2 separate regions of the Mus musculus genome follow, and region 1 is linked to region 2. A link is a loop called in an ENCODE intact Hi-C map of the cell type or tissue named here. Cell type or tissue: heart. All regions are shown on one strand.

Evidence for each region. A loop is a pair of places that touch in the nucleus more often than their neighbours do. Peaks named below come from ENCODE experiments on the same cell type or tissue, not always from the same donor. Only the 100,000 strongest peaks of a DNase experiment are listed, where the experiment ranks them.
Region 1: it touches region 2 in a loop (3-fold over the local background); 2 of 42 quality-filtered maps call a loop at or near these places.

The regions. Positions count from the first base shown.
Region 1 is chr7:105,406,121-105,408,620 of GRCm38, reverse strand. Cnga4 (cyclic nucleotide gated channel alpha 4) reads right to left here. Exons shown (of 6, transcript NM_001033317.3): 4 at 2,494-2,500; 5 at 1,471-1,820; 6 at 1-971. The coding sequence ends at 511. Among named protein-coding and RNA genes, the nearest start is that of Cnga4, 2.8 kb to the right of the region's middle. In heart, no CTCF peak of the experiment used is centred here; no DNase peak of the experiment used is centred here.
Region 2 is chr7:105,224,906-105,227,405 of GRCm38, reverse strand. No RefSeq gene overlaps it. Among named protein-coding and RNA genes, the nearest start is that of Olfr687, 1.6 kb to the left of the region's middle. In heart, a CTCF peak has its summit at 1,128; no DNase peak of the experiment used is centred here.

The DNA of each region.
Region 1 (2,500 bases), 180 kb before region 2:
TTACACATCACGTTCATTTTAAAATACTACCTGGCCCAGCTCAGACCTGAAGTCTGGCCATGCCTGGAAGCAGCTGAAGCAGTGATCTAGTAGTTTAGAAATTTTAACTGCCTTCTTTCCCTGTAGCTTCACACTGTCCTTGTCCTCCTATACCAGCGACCTCCTTTAAATGTACAAAGGTCACCCCAGCAGTCCCAGTGCATTAAATTGTTCTCTGTGATCACAGGGTGAGCATAAGTCATAGGTATGTTTATGAGGATGCACTGGGAGCAGAAGACAGGAACATTTTATGTGGAACTCAGTCTTGCGCCTGAGCCTGAGTGTGTGCATGTGTGTGTGCTGCTGGTGAGTATGGGACATGTATGCTATGACCCACATCCATAGCTAGGCATCTCTAGGCCAATTTACCTAAGTTTCTGTGACCTAGCAAATAGGATGACAATTCCTGCAGGCAGACTTTCCTACCACTCTGGAATTACTTGAGCTGGGAGTCCTAGGGTGAGAATGGGGTCATTCTAGGCCTGAGGGTCCCTCCTGGCCAGCTTTTTCCTCTCCATCCTTGGACGTTCCTTCTCCAGGCTCAGCCTCATCATCAGCCTCACCCATGTCGTCTGGCATCGGCCACTCTCGAGTCTGCCACTCCAGCCTTTCAATGCGGTAAGCTATCTTCAGTGCGCTGGACTCCAGCTCAGCCAGGAGGCGAGCAAACTTGGTCTGTAGGTCATCAAGCTGCTGGTCGAGGCCTTTCAGCCGAGACTCTGTGGCCTCCTGGAGGGCGATCTCAGCTGCCTCAGCATTCACATCCAATTTATTCATTTTGAGCAAGATTTCACGGCCCTTCTCCTCCATGACTGCCTGGGCCTGTGGGTACTCACTCAGCACCTCCCGTAGATCCTCCTTGCTGAGGCAGAAGAGGTCTGAATAGCCCAGGCTCTTGATGTTAGCTGTTCGTCGGTTTCCAGACATGTTCCCTGTGGTCCAAGGGCAGACACATGAGGGGGTGGGTGGGTGGAGAGCAGTTGGTAGAAGACAGGAAGGTCACATTTCACTCCTGAACCAGGATGTAACCTCCACATTGGTGCTTCTGAGCCAAGCCACTTTTCCTGACTTGTTTTTTTCATCTAGTAAAGTGCTAGTGACCAAGCTCTGTGCTTATCAGCAACCTTCCTTGATAGATGACCAATGGGTAGTTATATAACAACATGGCTGGTACAGTAATGTTTAGCTGGTCTGCTGGCACTTCCAGCACATGGGGAACATGAAAGCTCTGTTTTTTTAAGGATCCTTCCCACCCACTGACCTTAGCTCAACTGCTTCTTCCCAGGCAACAGATAACCCACATCTTGCTTCTCTCCTGAGCCCTGTAGCAACTCAGACAAGGGCCAGATCTCCTAAATCTACATGCCCCAAAGTACCATCCTGTCCCGGGGTTCTGCCACCCTGTCCCTACCAGTTTCCTTGGAGACTCACCTTTGATGTTGATGATGCTAATCTCCCCAAAGTAGAGCCCTGCACCAAGCACAGCATACTGTGTGACACCGTCATCTGCCACCACAGCCAGCTGGCCCTCGCGGATGATGTACATCTCTCGGCCAATGTCCCCTTTGCGGCATACGTATTCGCCTGGTGAGTAGGTCTGGGGCTGGAGCTTTAGCACCAGCTCTTCCAGCAGGCTGGCTTCACAGTTCTGGAAGATCTGTACTCGGCTCAGGGTAGACAGGTGTACGGATACAGCGACCTCTGCCCGCAGCCGCTCAGGCAAGTGCTGCAAGATGGCTACCTCATTGGTCATCTTCTTGTTGATCTGCAGATGCTGGTACCTGAGAGAAAAGCAGAACCATTTACTCACTGGAACCCAGTGTGTCTGCCTCTGCCTACTCACCAGGACTCAGCTCAGCCAAGAGTCCAGCCACACTGGCTTCTCATAAGAGCAATGGGATCCCTTTTCTTTGTTACAGACATGATCTTTTCTACCTCATCCAAGGTGTAGAGGCCTCGACCATTTGATAGACACATTTCTTTTGCCTCCCATTAGGCTCCACCCCCAGCCTCAGTGTCTTGTACCACTTCCACATTGCATTGCTTTAGTCAGCAAGCTCCCACCCTCTTCCACAGGCATTGTGGTAGGTAGCTTCCTGACATGAAGACATTTCCTTTATTCAGAACACAGTTTGCAATCTCATGATACAATCAATCTGTTGGCCATCTCCTGCCTGGATAGTTGCCCTCTACCCACTCCTTTCAGAGCCTCCCCAATCCTCTCAGTCAGAAGCAGCTCTCATTCTCTTGTCACTCTTTTATGCACATTCCTCTCTTTGTCACTCTCTTGCTCACCCTCTTCCCCTTCCAGATTCTCTCAGTAGAAGACACCATATTCTAAGCTCAATCTAGTAGACCTATGAACGAATGCCACCCTCCGGAAGGCAGCAAGACCAGAGTTACTGCACTCAGGTCCTCAGGCATACCTCCCCCGGTCTATAGCCACCCTCTCACCAGTCAA
Region 2 (2,500 bases):
AAATAGCTTTTGTTATATAGCCTTGAACAGCTCAGAAAAGCTCTTACCTCATTACCCTAGATAGATCGACTAGCACTGTCCTTTCTTTAGACAATTGCTTTGGCTGTTAGGGGCCTATGTGCACATTTTACAATCAGATAGTGAAATACTTAACTACAATTTTACATTTATTGAGTATGTTAGTGTTTGGAAGGGGTGTGTGTGTGTGTGTGTGTGTGTGAGAGAGAGAGAGAGAGAGAGAGAGAGAGAGAGAGAGAGAGAGAACAAGAGAGAGCACACATATGGGCCTGCAGCATCTCTGTAGAAGCAGGGGACTCTTGTGGAAATAAGATCTTTCCTTAAACCATTTTGGCTCCAGGGACCAATCTCAGGTCATCAGGTTTAATTTGTCAAGTCACCTCAGCAGCCCTAACTTATCAATTTGTACAAAGAAGTCTGCTAGGTTCTCATCTATGTGTCTTTAGAACAACTTGGGCATATTATCAGAATGTTACATTTTCAGTCCATGAACATGTTTGGTGGTGTGATAAGGGGTGTAAGCTACAAGAGAGAGCTCTGTCTGCCATGATGACAGAACAAAAAGCTATCCTAGAGCTAAAACAGCCAGAATTTTAACTTAGATTCTCAGGCTATAAAACTAAGTCCCTTTGAATGTCCCCATGAGATGAAAACTGTCCCTCCTGCCTCTGCAAAAACATTAGTACAAATGTCTAGATGACATGAAGGTAGGCTTTTTCTAACTTTCCCCCTAGTTCCCACATCATGGGTAAAGTGGCAAGGCACCAAAATGTCTACAATCAAGGCAAATGGCACACTGTAGGTCTTTAAAGCCTGACTGCACAATCACTCAGTATTCTGTTCTATGTACAAGAGCACTCAGTGCAGGCAGGGTGAAGGAGCCACAACCATAGTAAATGGGAATCCATCAGAACCCACCAGGGATGGCAAGAGCTACAGCCTCTCCCTCTTCCTTCTCATTCCATCTGCATCCTACCTGCTGAGGGCAGGCACCACAGACACAACAATAATAAACTTCACAAGCCAGCCAGTCACTCTGCCATCCATGAGACCTCTAAGCTGGATTGGAGTGGCTTGCTCAGCCCTCCACACTTCTTGGGTGGTACTAGGCTGCTGCCTTGTGGTAAAGAGCCAGGACTGCAAAAAAAAAAAAAAAAAAAAAAAAAAAAAAAAAAGCAGAGAGCAGTACAGCTTGGCACCTTGGGGACCTCTCTGGCAGCTCTGTGAAGCCATCTTGTTATGAGCAGCTGGGCATGCAATTCCATTGGTTGAGCACAGAAGCTGTGGGGGTCTTCTCAGAGCAAGGTGGGTCACACACAGATGCACCTGGACCTTGAAATCTGTCACAGAAAACAAGTTCAGAATCAGTTAATGATTTTATTAAACAGAAAGACAAAAGACATTTTTTGTTATTAATATTTTTATTTTAAAAGATTTTGTTATTTTTTTTAATTTTTATTTTGTTTGCTTTTAATTAAAGCTGATATATATATATGTGTGTGTGTGTATAAAAGAAAGTGTCAGTTGTTATCTGCTGAAGCAAACAATTTTTAAAAAAATTTTTAATATTTTTTTATTATGTATTTTCCTCAATTACATTTCCAATGCTATCCCAAAAGTCCCCCATGCCCTCCCCCCCACTTCCCTACCTACCCATTCCCAATTTTTTGGCCCTGGCGTTCCCCTGTACTGGGGCATATAAAGTTTGTGTGTCCAATGGGCCTCTCTTTCCAGTGATGGCCAACTAGGCCATCTTTTGATACGTATGCAGCTAGAGTCAAGAGCTCCGGGGTACTGGTTAGTTCATAATGTTGTTCCACCTATAGGGTTGCAGATTCCTTTAGCTCCTTGGGTACTTTCTCTAGCTCCTCCATTGGGAGCCCTGTGATCCATCCAATAGCTGACTGTGAGCATCCACTTCTGTGTTTGCTAGGCCCCGGCATAGTCTCACATGAGACAGCTATATCTGGGTCCTTTCAGCAAAATCTTGCTAGTGTATGCAATGGTGTCAGCATTTGGAAGCTGATTATGGGGTGGATCCCTGGATATGGCAGTCTCTAGATGGCCCATCCTTTCGCCACAGCTCCAAACTTTGTCTCTGTAACTCCTTCCATGGGTGTTTTGTTCAACAAATGGTGCTGGCACAACTGGTTGTTATCATGTAGAAGAATGCAAATCGATCCATTCCTATCTCCTTGTACTAAGGTCAAATCTAAGTGGATCAAGGAACTTCACATAAAACCAGAGACACTGAAACTTATAGAGGAGAAAGTGGGGAAAAGCCTTGAAGATATGGGCACAGGGGAAAAATTTCTGAATAGAACAGCAATGGCTTGTGCTGTAAGATCGAGAATTGACAAATGGGACCTCATGAAACAGCAAAGCTTCTGCAAGGCAAAAGACACCGTCAATAAGACAAAAAGACCACCAACAGATTGGGAAAGGATCTTTACCTATCCTAAATCAGATAGGGGACAAATAT